Linked DNA regions of Mus musculus: region 1 is linked to region 2. The links are chromatin loops, found by intact Hi-C in ENCODE. Cell type or tissue: left cerebral cortex. All regions are shown on one strand. Each heading gives the region's core, and the rest is flanking DNA. Links, peaks and the distances in the headings are about the cores only. Region 1 holds the start of Esrp2 (epithelial splicing regulatory protein 2). Region 2 holds the start of Slc7a6os (solute carrier family 7, member 6 opposite strand).

Evidence for each region. Hi-C counts contacts between places; a loop is a spot of excess contacts. Peaks named below come from ENCODE experiments on the same cell type or tissue, not always from the same donor. Only the 100,000 strongest peaks of a DNase experiment are listed, where the experiment ranks them.
Region 1: it touches region 2 in a loop (2.4-fold over the local background); 12 of 42 quality-filtered maps call a loop at or near these places.

What each region holds. Positions count from the first base shown.
Region 1 is chr8:106,136,896-106,145,222 of GRCm38, forward strand. Esrp2 (epithelial splicing regulatory protein 2) reads right to left here and starts at 79. Exons shown (of 15, transcript NM_176838.2): 1 at 1-79. 1810019D21Rik (RIKEN cDNA 1810019D21 gene) reads left to right here. Exons shown (of 4, transcript NR_040346.1): 2 at 272-455; 3 at 574-649; 4 at 933-1,828. In left cerebral cortex, for the core only: CTCF peaks have their summits at 4,024 (motif pointing right) and 4,729; DNase peaks (open chromatin) are centred at 1,379 and 4,043; H3K4me3 peaks cover 1,785 bases; H3K27ac peaks cover 483 bases.
Region 2 is chr8:106,207,369-106,215,695 of GRCm38, forward strand. Slc7a6os (solute carrier family 7, member 6 opposite strand) reads right to left here and starts at 3,565. Exons shown (of 5, transcript NM_001007567.2): 1 at 3,351-3,565; 2 at 2,997-3,263. The coding sequence starts at 3,545. It overlaps Prmt7 (protein arginine N-methyltransferase 7), which reads left to right and starts at 3,686. Exons shown (of 18, transcript NM_145404.1): 1 at 3,686-3,714; 2 at 5,008-5,203. The coding sequence starts at 5,109. In left cerebral cortex, for the core only: CTCF peaks have their summits at 1,459 (motif pointing left) and 3,481; DNase peaks (open chromatin) are centred at 2,792, 3,075 and 3,598; H3K4me3 peaks cover 2,606 bases; H3K27ac peaks cover 1,430 bases.

The DNA.
Region 1 (8,327 bases), core at 56-8,055, 71 kb before region 2:
TAGTGGGAGCTGCAGAGACCCGCCCGCGGTGCCCTTTGGGGCTGGGCGGTGCGGCTGCCTATCCCTGCCTACTCCGGCGAGTTACCTGCGGCCCGGAGAGGCCACGTGATCAGGACGGCCCAGGGAACCCCGCGGGAGGGCCAAAACCCTGCCCAGGAGGCAAGAGCTCACTTCTGCTGAGGCGTGCGCTCGCCGGCTGGAGTCCCACCTCTTGCTGCAGTCCGGCGAGACTCCTGGGACGAATCCATTCTTTCTCCTACTTCCTCTCTAGCAGGCACTCTGAGTCCTCCGCAAAAGAATGTGCAGGATCAGAGGCCTCTTTCCATTCTGCAAGGGTCACGCAAGACCCATGGAATTCAACAGGAGGCAATCTAGGGACTATAAAAGGTCGCGACGTCTGGCTTGAGGTTAATGGAAGTTACAAAGGGTCAAAAGCCGACAGTGAGCGCTACCAGGTATCCACTGGAAGTCGGTGAGAGAGATCCGTTGGGGAAAGGGAGGGAGGTAAAGATCAAGGGTTCTTAGAACTGTGGGCGGTCACTAGAGATCACAGAGAAGGACGTGCCCATACAGGTGTCGGGTCGGCGTAGTGCCGGCAGTGCAAGGCGCACGTTACTGTGGACCTGAAGGCTCAGGCCTTGGTGCCAAGGTAGGAAAATCGTGCTTAAACTTTAGAGAGCTGTATCCTAAATGAAGCCGTGTCTGCTGGTAGAGATCTGGAAGTTCAGCCTACCAACCCCACTTGGGGTTTGCCTGCTTGTTTTTGTCTCTCTTGGATGATGATAGAAGTGTTATCTGGCTATTGAAAGCACTCCAGCAGAGAGCGGCTAGAGTTGAGATGTGTAGAGTTGAGTCTGCATCCCCCAACCCAGTTCAGAAGAGTCCCATTCATCCCATGCAGTTTGGTGAAACTCCCTTACTGTTGTTTCCAGGCCGCCCTGTGGGCTCAGGATAGTTTCCCACCTACTCGACTGTAATTAGTACTCTGGCGAGAGTAAAAAGGTACTGGCGTGGGACTTAGAATACAGGATGCCACCGGCTGAAGAAGAACCTTGTGTGTTTGGAAAAGCGGGCTGCTTCCTATCGGTCTTGGATAAAAGGCAACCCAGAGCCCGGGTGCATCCCTAACTCATGCCCAAGGAAGGTCGTGCGGAGCCAGAGGACCTAGAATGTATAGTGCGCCTTCTGGGTTTGTCCACACAATAGCGCAGGAACACAGCGACCCAATATAGTGAGAAGTGGCCGCAGCGCACACCCTGAGACCCTTCACCAGGCGGCCCACCCGGAGCCTGCCTACTCAGCCCCGCTACCACGATAAGCCTGGAATGTCAAATATTTGTTCTAGGAACCCAGTGAAACCTTGAGGTAAAGCCCCTCCCCTCCTCCCTCCCATTCCGGAGCGCGCCTGCGTCAGTCCAGGCTTTCCGGTAAGGACACTCCCTTCCAACTAGTTCCTTCTCGACACCCCTGCAACCCATCGTCCTGACTATTTAAACTTCACAAGGTCTTCGCTACAGGCTCAGGTTCAGTGAGGCAGAGTCTTGGCTTCCCTACCCAGTTATCCCAGAGCTACTGGTATCGGTTTCTACCCACAACCTCCGAGCAAGGCTCCCCTTTCAACCTGTAGACCTCGCCTCCCGATTCTCGGGAGATCTTGCTGACTGTGGAATCCCTGGCTGTTCCGAACCCCCTGGAAAGAAGCGGCTGTTCCCAGGTTTCTGCAAGGTAACGAATCTGAAGAGTCAACAGAATTGAGCGGCTCCATTCATTCGACTCTGGTTCTCTCAACCAGGCATTCCCCATATTAAAACAATTCCAGAACTTCAAAGTCTTTGGTATTTTGCTTTATCACCTTTATTTGTTTTTGTGTAGGCACGCACAAGGCACAGTGCCAGGGTGGAGGTCCGAGAACAGCTTGTGGGACTTGGTCCTCTCCTTCCACAAGTGGGTCCTGGGCACAGAACTCAAGCAAGCCCTCTTACATCCCCGTTTTGTTTCTATACCATGTACTCGATAGAGGATGACCTTGCAAGTCTGATTTTCTCAAGTGCTTAGGAACCCAGCTAGAGGTGCCTCTGCACTCATAGCTACAAGATCCAAGATAGTTTGGGCTCAGTTTTGAAAGTTCCAGGCCCTAAATCAACAAAGCCAATAAGATTAGTAGCTGAGGGTGATGGGTTTGTAATCACCACAGGAGTTCCAGCCCACCCGGAGCTGCTAGTTAAGCAAAAGTAAATACTTTTTTTTTTTTTTTCGTTTTTTCGAGACAGGGTTTCTCTGTGTAGTCCTGGCTATCCTGGAACTCACTTTGTAGACCAGGCTGGCCTCGAACTCAGAAATCCACCTGCCTCTGCCTCCCAAGTGCTGGGATTAAAGGCGTGCGCCACCACACCCGGCTAAGTAAATACATTTTTAAACTAATTATTTAGCCAGAGGGTGGTGGCTCCTGCCTTTAGTCCCAGCACTGGGAAAGCAGAGGCAGGCAGATCTCTGAGTTCGAGACCAACCAGAGCTCCAGAGAGAAACCCTGTCTAGAAAAACAAACGACAAAATCGTTTATAGCCAAGTGTAGTAGTCCATGCCTTTAGTTCAAGCAGAGACCAGTGGATCTCTGTGAGATCAAGGCTAGCCTGGTCTAGGACAGCTTGCATACAGAGACCCTGTCTCAAAACAAATCGTAATGAGATCAATCACACTATCATTTAATAGACAACCTTGTACTCCTTACACGACCCCTTGAAGCCAACTTTTAACACGTTTTCTTTAAGACCCTATCTGTGTACTAAGGTTTATTTACTTATTTATTTACTTAGTGGTTTTTGACAGTACTGGAACTTGCTTTGTAGGCCAGGCTGGCTTTGAACCCTTAAGAGATCTGCCTATTTCTGCCACCCCAGTGATGGGATTAAAGGCATGTGGTACCATGCCTAACGACTTTCTTTTTGTTGTTATTTAATGCATTTATTTTTAAATTTAATGTGTGTCTTAGTTGGGGTTTGTATTCCTGCACAAATATCATGACCAAAAAGCAAGTTGGGGAGGGAAGGATTTATTCAGCTTACACCTCCACATTGCCAAAGAAAGTCAGGACGGGAATTCACACAGGGCAAGAACTTGGAGGCAGGAGCTGATACAGAGGCCATGGAGCGTGTTGCTTACTGTCTTGCTTCCCCTGGCTTGCTCAGTTTGCTTATAGAACCTAGGACCATCAGCCCAGGGATGGCACCACCCACAATGAGCACCCCTCCCCCCCCCATCACAGTTTTTCAAAGGAGACTCCTTTCTCTGTGATAACTCCAGTTTGTGTCAAGTTGACACACAAAACCAGCCAGTACAAACGTGTATAAGTATTTGGCCTTCAAGTATATGTGTGTTCTATATGCCTGCATGCCTGGTGTTCACAACGATCAGGTGTCAGACCGTCTGGAATGGGAGTCACTTGTGGGTGCTGGGAATTAAATCGGGTCCTCAGCAAGAGCAATGGTGTTCTAACTTTGAAGCCATCTCTTCAGCCCTGCTTCTGCTTTCTATGCCAGCAATTGTAAACTTTTGTGGCTTTTCCTCCCAGCCCACCTCTACTCTTCTGAGATATTTTCACCTCTTAAAGTACCCCTAACTGTAGCAGACCAGTACAGTCTGAGATTTCTGTACTGATGAAGGTCCCAGCCACAGTCACGGAACAGAGTAAGTCCTATCCCAAACTGCACTCTAGGAAGAAGAGACCATGTTTCAAGGGAGTGCACGTGAGGTTCTGCGTGCAATAAATACAGTTTGTCCACTGTCACTCATGGGTAGGCTGGGGGAGGTTGCTATAATCTTTTATATTAACAGGAGTGGCAGAAAACTGTTCCCTTCCTTTTTGACCAGAACATATCCTGCGATAGAACAAGATTCGACTAGAGGATCATTATTCTAACTCCGCTGCTTCCAGCTAACCCCTCTTCCAGGGGTCTTCTGAGTAACTAGAGATATCCAGCCAGCCCAAGATTTTTTCATCTCCGAGTCCTTGCATAATCGCTTCATACCACCAGAGGGCGCGCTGACTCTGTGGCTTTAATCTGTTTGAGCAATGAGGGAGTTAGCCGGATGAGGGTAATGTGTTAGAGCATACAGCCTTCAGTGGCCAATAACCAAGGACAGAAAGGGAGTGACTTGATGCTACCAGCCAAGCGGTTCCCTCTGTCTTCAGAATCTACATGTGACTCCTGAGACGCAGGATTGAATCTGCTAATCGACAGTTTCATACACGCATATAACATTCTGCTTATACCCGTCCCTGCACCTACTCCTCCCCTCCTCCCACCAAATTCTATTCCACTTCCATGTTTGTTTTGTGTCTTTACAACCTGCTATGATTAACCAGGACCGCCAGCATGGACATAGGTATGAAGCTATTCACTGGAATATTAGAGACGCATCAGTGGCTACATCACTGAAGACAATGACTTCTCTCCTAAAGGCCCTGCCCTGGACCAGGTGTCCACCCGTGAGCCTTTTCCCACTATGGCTGAATGTTGAAAGGTTCTGTCTTGGGGCTGGAGAGATGGCTCAGTGGCAAAGAGCACTAACTTGCTCTTCCAGAGGTCCTGAGTTCAATTCTCAGTAACCACATGGTAGCTCACAAACATCTATAATGAGATCTGACGCCCTCTTCTGGTGTGTCTGAAGATAGCTACAGTGTACTCATACACATAAAATAAATAAATCTTTAAAACAAATAGATTAAAAGAAAGAAAGGAGTCAGGCATGGTGGCGCACGCCTTTAGTCCCAGCACTTGGGAGGCAGAGGCAGGCTGATTTCTGAGTTCTAGGACAGCCTAGTCTACAAAGTGAGTTCCAGGACAGCCAGAGCTATACAGAGAAACCCTGTCTCAAAAAAAAAAAAAAAAAAAAAAAGGAAAGAAAGAAAAAAGGAAAGGTTTTGTCCTTTTAAAAGCTTTATGTAAGCAACTGCAGCTGATATAAGTACCACAGCTGGGGCTAGAGAGGTTGCTCAGTGGTTAAGAGCACTGACGTGGATTCAATTCCCAGTAACCACATGGTGGCTCACAACCATCTGTAATGGGATCTGATGCCCTCTTCTGGTGTGTCAATGTTGGAGTTCGTCAAAAGACCCTCACTCACAAAGATTACAGAGATCACCATCGCTGCAAACCACAAGAGAATGTTTTTTGTTTTTTGTTTTATTCCCACATGTTGGGGACTCCCCTTTCAGCACACAGGCCAGAGGAGAGACCCAGAACAAAAGAACACACTTTTTAATACCTTTGTAAGGGACAGATTTGGACAATAGGGCTAGCTGGCCTATTCTCATTGGTGTAGCAAGTAACCTCTTCAGGCATTGGTTGGTTTGCATAGTGACTACCTCTGGCCTAGCAACTCACTTTGCTTGCCCCCATGGTGGGTTATTAGAATTTGGTCAGCAAAGCAATAGTACATTTTGAACTTATGGGTCAGCTATCAACATCAGGGGAATCCTAGCAAGGGCAGGGCGGTTTGTGGTTTTTTTCTCAGAATTCAGTGTGGGAGTGTGGAGCGGGGTAGAGGAATTCTTCTGAGAACTGTTATTTTTGTTATGGTTATTTCTCTGAGAACAGCTAATATTATTTTGGCAGTTTGCAGGCTTAATCATTTTGACTGCTAAAACTATGTTTTTACATTTGTTTAGTCAGCCAGCTTCCTTATCTGGCTCTGCACTTGGCCTGCTAGTACAGTTTGGAAAGTCCTTTTCAAAGGGGGAAGGTACTGGGTGGTCTTGAATTCATTTTGGATATTACATCTGAAGACAGCTACAGTGTACTCATACATGAATAAATCTTTCCAAAAAAAAAAGAATACCAAGCCGGGCGTGGTGGCGCACGCCTTTAATCCCAGTACTCGGGAGGCAGAGGCAGGTGAATTTCTGAGTTCCAGGCCAGCCTGGTCTACAAAGTGAGTTCCAGAACAGTCAGGGCTACACAAAGAAACCCTGTCTAAAAAAAAAAAAAACCCTCAGCTATGTCATGCTTATAAGTCAAAGGTTTTTGGTTTGGGTTTGGTTTTTCAAGACAAGGTTTGTGTCTGGAACTCACTCTGTAGACCAGGCTGGCCTTGAACTCAGAAATCTGCCTGCCTCTGCCTTCTGGGTGCTGGGATTAAAGACTTGTGTTACCATGCCCAGCTTTTTTTTTTTAATTAGGTATTTTCCACATTTACATTTCCAAAGCTATCCCAAAAGTCCCCCATACCCACCCCCTCCAATCCCCTACCCACCCACTCCCCCTTTTTGGCCCTGGCGTTCCCCTGTACTGGGGCATATAAAGTTTGCAAGTCCAAAGGGCCTCTCTTTCCAGTGATGGCTGACTAGGCCATCTTTTGATACATATGCAGCTAGAGACAAGAGCTCCGGGGTACTGGTTAGTTCATATTGTTGTTCCACATATAGGGTTGCAGTTCCCTTTAGCTCCTTGGGTAATTTCTCTAGCTCCTCCATTGGGGGCCGTGTGACCCATCATGCCCAGCTTTGATCAGTTATATAGTACTCCTCTGAACTCTCATTCTTTCTGCCTCTTCCTTGATGTTTTCTGAGCCATGGAGGGGGTAGTATAGGTGTCCTGCTTATAACTAAGTACTCAATAGCCATTTATTCTCAAAAATTTGACCAGCCATGAGCCTAGACACAGATTGATGTTTTTAAAGATAGTTTTCTGTATTATTTTATTTTGTGCTTTTTGATGTTTTACCTGCAGTGATAGCTGTGTGTGGTGTGTTTACCTGGTATCCACAGAGATCAGAATAAGGCCTTGGGTCCCTAGTACATGGTATATAACAAACTCTGACCTGGCTAGCCATTCAGCTCAGAATGCAGAGCAGCCACGTGGGTGCTGGGAACTGAGCCCGGTCTTCTAGTAGAACACCAGCGCTCTTTACCATGGAGGGGTTTGGTGGTGGTGGTAGTGGTGGTGGTGGTGGTGGTTGGTGGGTTGTTTTTTGTAGCCTCCCCCGGCCTTGAAGCAGGCTGATTCATACCTCGCTGCCACTCAGTATGAGACCACCTGGGGTGGAGCCTTCCACCTGCCTCTGCCTCCCAAGTGCTGGGATTAAAGGCATGTGCCACCACTGCCCGGCTGATTGGTTTTTGTTTTGTTTTGTTTTGTTTTAATTCCTGACTGTCCACAAAGTTAGTCTGCAGACCAGCTAGGCTGGAACTCAGAGATCCACCTGCCTCTGTATCCCTGTGCTGAGTCAAGTTTATTTTATGTACATGAGTACACTGTGGTTCCCTTCAGACACACACCAGAAGAGGGAGTCAGATCCCATTGCAGATGGTTGTGAGCCACCATGTGGTTGCCAGGAATTGAACTCAGGACCCCTTGAAGGGCACTCAGTGCTTTTAATCACTGAGCCATCTCTCCAGCCCCTCCAGTGAGTTTGTAAAAGCTTACTTTTCAGGGTTTTACCCTCTTTTCCTCACCTGTTCTAGCCCAACTTGGACTCTGACCCCTTCTGCTACAGTTCCTTCACTCTCTAGATTTCTGAGCACTTACCTTTGTTGTCCTGGAAAACTACTTCTCTTCAAGTGAAACAACCTTCCTTGATGTTAAAGGGAGATTGGGATGCTCTGTTCTGGGCCCTTGCCTCCTGTGTTCTGAGCTGAATGGCTAATTAGATCAGTATTTGGCCCCCCCATTGACCCCAGGAACACTGACTTGCTGGGTCTAGGGTTTAGGGAGAACTGATTGACATCCAAATGGGCTGTGTGAGGACCACTAAATAGCTTTTGAAGTTCTGCTTTTGGTTTGGTACCCCAAACGCCAACGATCCATTTGGTCTCTGTAGGGGACCTAGAAGCATAGGTCTATGTGAGAGGCAGTGATGGGAAGGGTGGGGACCCTTGCCTATATTCTCATCCTAGGAAGAGAACAAAACTGGACTGGAATCTGGCTTCTGAGTTTATTCCTCCTTCCAGGCTTTGTACAGAGTGTGCATCTCTGCAGGAATACCCTCTTTCTTTTCCAGATCCCAAACTGATCCCTTTCACCTCTCAGTCTCTTTTCTCCTCTTCTAAGCCAGACAGGAACCTGGACCTTTCCTAGGAAATTTGGGAGCTGTGGAGAGCGCACGCCATTCATACATTTAACATGTTAAACATCTGTCCTGTGCTAGGTCACCGGGCAGATAGCTTGCTCTCCTGGTGACCATGGCCTAGTGGGAGGCAGGCAAAGGTGCTTCAGATGAAGTGCGCCATTTCTGAAGCCCAAGGGAAGAGTTCAGCAGAGACCCCCCTAACCATGGAATGCACGGTGTCACTGCAGCGAGCTCAGAAGTATCATAGGATCCTGTTCCAG
Region 2 (8,327 bases), core at 99-8,098:
AGTAACAAGCAGTTTTAAGGTGCCTTATGTGGGTGCTGGGAAATCTTCATGATGAAACTGCTTTAAGTAAACTGCTGAGCCGTGTCTAGAGCCCCATGCATTCCTAGTTCTTGAACTAATCATTAGCGGTATCCACAATATTTCATCTCTGCATTTGAAAATGGTGATAACCTTGGAGAAAACAAGCCCTTAACCCAACTTTACCACCGTCATTCCAGTTAAAATGTAGACAACTCTGAAAAGCACCAACACTTAACACCATCTGAGGGCTGCACGTCAATCGACCAAGGGAAGGGAAGAACTTTGCTGTAGTCCACTGACTACAGGTTCAAATTATCTTTCCTAGAAAAACAAAATTCATGCTTGGTACCCGCCATCCTAGATCTGTTTCCACACAATAATGTAAAGCTTAGTTGCCTGTAACCTATGGAATGCAGAGCCCACAGCTTTACCTTGCCTTCTTTCTTTCACAGCTGTTTTATCTCTACACTAGCTGTTCTCAACCCCATTGGTTGTAACCCCTTTGGGGGGAGGGGTGTTGCATATCATTATCCTGCATATCAGATATTTACATTATTATTCATAACAGTAGCAAAATTCCAGTTATGAAGTAGCAAAATAATTCATGGCTGAGCATCACCATAAGAGGAACTGTGTTTAAGGGTCACAGCATTAGGAAGGTTCAGAGCTATTACTCTTTGGGTTTTATTTTGTTTGTTTGTTTTTTTCGAGACAGGGTTTCTCTGTGTAGCCCTGGCTGTCCTGGAACTCACTCTGTAGACCAGGCTGGCCTCGAACTCAGAAATCTGCCTGCCTCTGCCTCCCAAGTGCTGGGATTAAAGGCGTGCGCCACCACCGCCCGGCCTGGTGCAAGCTTTTTTTTTTTTTTTTTTTTTTTAAGATTTATTTATTTATTATATGTAAGTACACTGTAGCTGTCTTCAGACACACCAGAAGAGGGAGTCAGATCTCATTACGGATGGTTGTGAGCCACCATGTGGTTGCTGGGATTTGAACTCAGGACCTTTGGAAGAACAATCGGGTGCTCTTACCTGCTGAGCCATCTCACCAGCCCCCCTGGTGCAAGCTTTTAATCTCAGTACTTTAGGCAGCAGGCAGATCTCTGTTGAGTTCAACGCCAGCCTGGTCTACATAGTCTCAAGAAAAAAAAAAAATCAGGCATAACAACAACAAAAAAAAAAAACCAAATACAGGCATAGAAATAAATGCCAGGTAACACAGCTAAAGCCTCCTCACCCATACTTCTATAAGCAACCTCAAGTAAATTAATGGGAACACACACACTCAAAGAGCATAGCAATAAAAGAAAAAGAATCAGGGTTCATTAAGAAAGTTTCAACAGGGGGGCAAGCGAAATGGCTCAGTGGGTAAGAGCACTGACTGCTCTTCTTGAAGGTCCTAAGTTCAAATCCCAGCAACCACATGGTGGCTCACAATTACCTGTAATGAGATCTGATGCCCTCTTCTGGCCCATCTGAAGACAGCTACAGTGTACTTATGTATAATAATAAATAAATCTTTGGGCCGGAGCTGGGCTGACCGAAGCAAGTGGGCTGAATGGAGTGAGCAGGGTTGAGTGATCAGAAGTCCTAAAATTCAATTCCCAACAACCACATGAAGGCTCTGGTTTTCCCATTAGAAAAGGTAGAGACAGCCGCCTTTAATCCCAGCACTCAGGAGGCAGAGGCAGGCGGATTTCTGACTTTGAGGCCAGCCTGGTCTACAGAGTGAGCTCCATCTGTACAGCTACAGTGTACTTACATACATAAAATAAATAAGGCTTTTTTTTTTAAAGGTTCAACAGGAGTGAGTATAGACATACAAAATCTAATAAAAACTATTACTTTGAATAGCCAATGCTTGCTAATAAAAACTTTCTGAAAAAAAAAACAAAATGGCGATAAAAGTATCTAATTCATAGTATTTGTGAAGATTAAGAAAAGGAAAATACCACATTAGGAATCTAGCTCAGAGGAAGAACACTTGCCGCAAGTTCCCTTTGTAGTGACAAGTCTGGAATTTTGGTTTCTTTAAAGAACACAGAAACAGTTTATTTTTTTTTTTGTTTTAATCCCAGGTGTGGGGATGTGGGGCTGCTTTGAGCTGTCTAAAGCAGCTGACTATGATTTGCCTCATGCCCTAGCAGAAGTGGTTTTTGTCAGCTGTAGATAGTTTCTGTGACATTTGGAATTCTGGGAACTTCTCAGAGGGTATATATAAATGCTAGAGCCCCGTCTTCAGGGAGGTTGGAGGCAAATTGTTAGTAGTCTGACCATACACTGCACCAAAACCTCCAAAATTGTGAGCTAAAACTCCTTCCATATTTACCTCATTTTTCGTAGCAATGACAGTTTAACATCATCTCTAAATACTGTATATCTTTTAAATAGCCAAATCCACTTTCAAAAGGCCTACATCAATTCTGTTTATTTATTTTGATACACGTTCTCACTGTGTAGCTCTGCCTGGCCTTGAAAGAAGAGATCTATTGATCCATGCCTCTTGAGTATTAAAGGCCTGATCAATCACACACAAAGTTTTTGTTTTTTGCTTTTTGTTTTTTTTTTTTTTGGAGACAAGGTCTCACTATGTAGTCCTTTTTGGGCTGGAACTCAGAGATCCACATGGTACTGCCTCCCAAATGCTGGGAGGGAAGGTGTGTATTACGACACAAGCAAAAGAGAAAGAAAGAAAACCAATCCTAAGGGGCGTGGGTTGCACATGCTTACTTATAATCCCAGCACTGGAGCGACGGAGGCAGAACTGCTGTGTGTCAGAGGTCTGCTTGGGCTCCATAGCCCGTACTATGTCAACCAGAGCTACACAGCAAAACTATCTCAACAGAACAAAAACAACAACAGAAATCAGGTAAAATGAGGTCAACTCTTAGAGATGGATCATCCATTCTTAAGCTTACAGTGTGTATGCTCTTCATTACTGCCTTTGGGAGCAGAGCAGACATATACAGTACTCACTTTGCGGCAGTCGGTGGCAGCAGCCTCTGGGTTTTCCTCCTCGTGGACCAGGTCCAACAACTGGAAGCCCGCATCCCCGACAGCTTCTGACCCACACTGAGGCTCCAAACTGTTCGAGGTTCCCGAGGATCGGTGGCTGGAGACCACCCTGTAGCGGCCCTCTTTACGGACCTCGCGCACCGAGGCACGAAGATCGCGGCGGATACGCAGCTGGCTGCTCCGGGACGGGCGCAAGGCAGCCCGCACAAGCTGCTGGATTGGCTCCTCCTGAGGGGCGTCGGGAAAAGAGATGACTGCGACACGGGCAGCGTTCAAAGATCGCTCCCACAAAGAGTCCATTCACCCTTCTCATACCTGGGATCGCACGGTGGCAACCAACTGGAAGACATTTCTCTCCGCCGCCGCCGCCTCCTGGCCCTCTGGCGTCTCCCGAGCCGCCGACTCGACCTCGCTGCTCCGGGGGCGTTTACAGGCCAGCACGAGCGCCTCGGCGGGCTCCGCGTTGCGCTTCCGCTTCACGCGCAACACCGCAGTCCTGCCGGCCTCCATAGCGGCGATCGCGGAGTACTGTGGGAAGGCGCGGGGCGCGACGGGATGTCCATCCAGTTCAGCGGGCGGGGCCTCACGGAACGTCACGCTACGCCTCGACGCCCCACCCACAGTGGGAGAGGCAAAATGGCCGCGGGAGTGGCGGCGAGTGGATCGCTTCCCACAGCGGGTGAGCTGTTGGGCTTGCTGGGGAGGTTGGGCCGTGGCTGGGCCTGGGTGCAGTCGGTCTTCCGGCCTCATTTTTAGGGCTCTGGCGTTGGGGATATTTGGGTTTCCGGTGTACTTATCTTCCGGGCTGCTCCAGAGTCCACGTGGAGTGGTTCAAGCACCCTGAGCAGGTCTGCCGCAGCGGTCCGCGTGGGTGACTGTCCTTTCTCAGACTGTCGCCGGGCGCAGGACTTGTGTCAGAAGCCTCGCCCCAGTCACTCACACCGGGCGGGACCTCAGTTGTATGCAGCGCCCCTAACCCAGCCGGGAACGGTTCGGTCCCGGGACCGTTCGGGCGGTTTTGCTTCGGGATGGCTTTCTCAGTTCGTATTCTGAGCAGTTTGGGAACCATTCAGTTCACGACACTCACCCGGAGAAGCGCCAGACGTTTGTGTGCCCGAGGTGGACATGCTTTTGATTAAAACACTGGAGTGGCCCTCAGTGCATTTTTAAGTGTGTTCTTAGTGAAACCCTAGCGACATCACAGATAAGCAAGTGTCCTTAATCTGTTGCGGAATAACCACTTCTGCGCTTTTACTGTATAATGTTAGCTCATTGCTCGGCTTACCCTGCCTTCTCACTTGCCTTCACTTGAAGGCTGGACCCCGATGGACTTGTGGGGCCTTTTTAATTATGTAGGAATTTCTGAAAAGTGGCGAAACTTCCAAACAGCCCTATATATTTACTGTAGGCCCCCCCTCACCCCCAAATTTTTCTTCAGACAGGAATCTCATTGTGCAGCCCTGACAGGCATGGAACTCATAGAGATGGTCCTGCCTCTGCTTTTCTAGTGCTAGAATCAAAGACATGCAACGACACGTTGTTCTGTTTTGTTCTTGTTTTATGACAAGGTCTCACAGCATTGCCCAGGATGGCATCAAACTTTAGATCCTTCTGCCTCAGTTTCCTACGTGCTGAGATTTTAGACATGAGCTACCACAACTGGCTTTTATTATAGTTTTTGATGGTATATCCTATATAAAAAATGAAAATTACTCTTGTCAGAAATATCAAAATACTGGTTAATTTTCTTTTGAGATGGGCTGTCACTATGTAGTTCTTGCTGGCCTAGAACTTACTATGAAGACCATGTTGACTTTGAACTTACACAGAGATCTGCCTGTCTCTGCCTTCCAGACCTGAGATTGAAGGTCGATGTTATCATTAATAAAGAATTGTAAGTAACTTTGACATTTTTGTCTGTTTCTTTATTTTTTTTTTCTCTTTGTTTTCTTGTCCTTTCTCTCCATCCTAGGCATTATAATTGATTAGGTTTCTGATATCAAGATATCTTCCTAAGAAGTAAATTAACAAGCCTCACGTTTCTGTGCAAACACTGAGGAGCCAGTTGGCACCATGAAGGTCTTCTGTGGCCGTGCCAATCCTACCACGGGATCCCTGGAGTGGCTGGAGGAGGATGAACACTATGATTACCACCAGGAGATTGCCAGGTACCCAGGGCTGCTGCTCAGCTGGCTGCAGGGGTGCAGGGCTCCTCCATGTCAATTTAGGTTTGAAGAAGATTGTGGAGATTGTTTTTCTGAGCAGTTGAGGTCTCTGTTAGGAGAAGAGAGCACCTGCTGAGAGCAGTGTGGGAAGTGGGTTGGAGAGAGGACAGGGAGTCCTCTGTCCTAACGTAGAAGCAAGCAGTGGAGGTGAGAGAGGCAGAGCAGCTTGGAGGAGCAGGAAGGAGTTTGGTAACCCACTGAATGCAGCAAGAGGGGAAAGTTCAAGAAGCACCAAGATTCCTCCCGGCGAGATGACCGGGTGGATGGGATGCCCACCCGAGAGGAGGAGGTGTTAAGGTTTGGACACTTCCTGTGATGCTAGAGGTCGACAGAAGCACGAGTTGTGGAGACACAGAGTTTGCGGGCGGAGCTCGGTAAAGGTGAGGTTGAGAGAAGTTGCTGCATCCCAGTGAGAGAGGAGATGGAGATGGAGATGGAGCGTAAGAGGATCAGCCGAGGAGACTGAGGAGAGCCAACAGGAAAGTTAGGATGGAAAGAAAAGAGAAGCTCAGGGAAGGGAGGAACGCAGGAAAGGGTCGGGCTGCTCAGAAGCCCTGAATGCTGATGCCCATCAGCAACAGCAGTGGGCAGGTGTGACGTGGGGGAGCTCCTTTGGGGAGTGGACTGGAGAGATGGATGGTTCTACACATTTACACAGTGGGCAGCGCAACTCGCTCCATCCGCACTCTGGGCATTCTCATACACGTATGATTAAAAAGAAACTATTTTGCCAGGCAATGGTGACACATGCCTTTAATTCCAGCAGTTGGAAGGCAGAGGCAGGAGGATTTCTGAGTTCAGGGCCAGGCTGGTCTACAGAGTGAGTTCCAGGACAGCCAGGGCTACACAGAGAAACCCTGTCTCGGAAAAAAAAAAAGAGAGAGAAAAAAGAAAAAAATCTAAAATATTTTTTGAGATTTCATCTATTATTGGCTTTTTTTTTTTTTTGAGACAGAAGAAGGTGTCAGAACCTCCGGCTAGTAGAGTTAGACAGTTGTGAGCCACAGTGTTGGTGCTCAGAATCAAACCCTGATCCTCTGGAAGTGCAGCCAATCCTCTTAACTGCTGAGCCATCTCTAGCACCTAAAATCTTTTTTAAAAAGTAGGTAGGGCAGATGGGGGCACAGCTCAGTTGGTAAAGGGGTTATAGGTCCTTAGTTCGGTTTTTAGAATGCCCTGCATTTTGTTTTGTTTTGTTTTGTTTTTTTGAGATGGAGTCTCTTTAGCACTGGCTGTCACGAGATACACAATGTTGACCAGACTGGCCTTGACCTGAGGGAGCCACTTTGTTCAGCTTACCCAGTCCTGGATTAAAGGCTTGTGACACCACATCCTGCATGACCCACATTCCTTAAATGTATTGATATGTGTGTAGATGTGTATGTATGTATGTATGTGCCTGATGTCCACCAAGGCCAGAAGAGGTCATCAGATTTCCCGGAACCAGAATTACAGATGCTTGTAAACCACCATTTGTGTGCTGGGAATCAAACCCAGGTCCTGTGCAAGAGCAGCAAGTACTGTTTAACTGCTGAGTCATCACTCTAACCCCTGGAATCTCATTCAAAACAGAACAAGCCAGTTGTGGTGTCAAAAGCTGGTAGGAGTAGCTAAAGTGGGTGGAGGCAGAAGCATCAAGAGTTCCAGGCCACCTGGACCACGCATTTTAAGCCAAGTGGTGGTAGTTCACGTCTTTAATCTCAGCACTTGAGAGTCAGAGGCAGGAGATCTTAAGAGTTTGAGGCTAACTACAGAGTGAATTCCAAGACAGCCAGGGCTACACAGAGAAACCCTGTCTCCAAAACCAAAGGAAAACAAAACAAAAAGTGTGTGTGGTATGACACCTGCTTGTAATCTCAGCACTGGGGAAGCGGGCTTGCTGGTCAGCCAGTCTAGTCCCATTGGTGAGCTCTAGGCCAGCAAGAGGCCCAGACTCAAAGGAAATGATAGCATTTGAGAGGATGACTGGCGATTTTCCTATACTTTTTACAATCACATACTTGTGCACCTACACATACATGAATGTTCACACAACATACAAAATGGGTAGGGAGCATGGTTTCAACAGTGTGAGTTTATCTTAGGTTACAATCCCTTTTTGTTGTTGTTGTTTTGTTTTGTTTTTGAGACAGGGTTTCTCTGTATAGCCCTGGCTGTCCTGGAACTTACTTTGTAGATCAGGCTGGCCTCGAACTCAGAAATCCGCCTGCCTCGGCCTCCCAAGTGCTGGGATTAAAGGTGTGCACCATCACGCCAGGCTTTTAGGTTGCGATCCTGATTAGCACCAAATAAATGCATTTTTCTCTATTCTTTATTCTTAGCTTGGTTGGTTTTATTTTCATTGAGAAACACCAAGACATTGAAAATAACATATATGTCCATCAACATTGTTAGGCAAACAATGGTGTATCTATCCAGGGGAATGCAGTGCAGCTGGGAAAACAGAAACGTTCTTTATTTTCATTTCATTCTCCACTGGTGGAGTGATCTTCACAGTATGTCACATGAAAAAAGCAAGTGAAACGTGTTGCTTATTTTTGCAAGAAGCAACACTGAAAGGATAAACTGGAAACTGATGAAAACTAGCTGTAGACTGTTAGGTGCCAATGAGGTGACTGTGTGTTTATTACCGTTGTTTAGTGTTAACACGTCACAGTTAGAATCACCTGAATAGCTGCACCTAAAGATTTTCCCTGATTGCCTTGGGTGAGGTGAGAGGGTGTTTCAGAAACTAGTGCCTTTGCTTGGCTGGTCCTCTTGCCAGTGAGTCGGTGTGCTCTGTTGCTGCTGCTGCTTTCTCTAACAGCAGAACCAGTGTTTCCAAGCCTTCAAGTGGGAACAGGAACCAACCACTCTCCAAGAAGTGACTGGGCTTCAGGTGTCAGACGGGGGAACTCCTGAGGCACCCCACCTTGTGAACTAAGTAACTGGTCATAGCCTCCCCAGTGAGTGACAGCTGTTCTGGGACGACTAACTTTCTAGACACCCACCCTCAAAGACCAGTAGTTACTTCCTTCTGAAACACCCTTTTTCATCTGGCTGCTACCAGAAGGTGCCACCCACACTG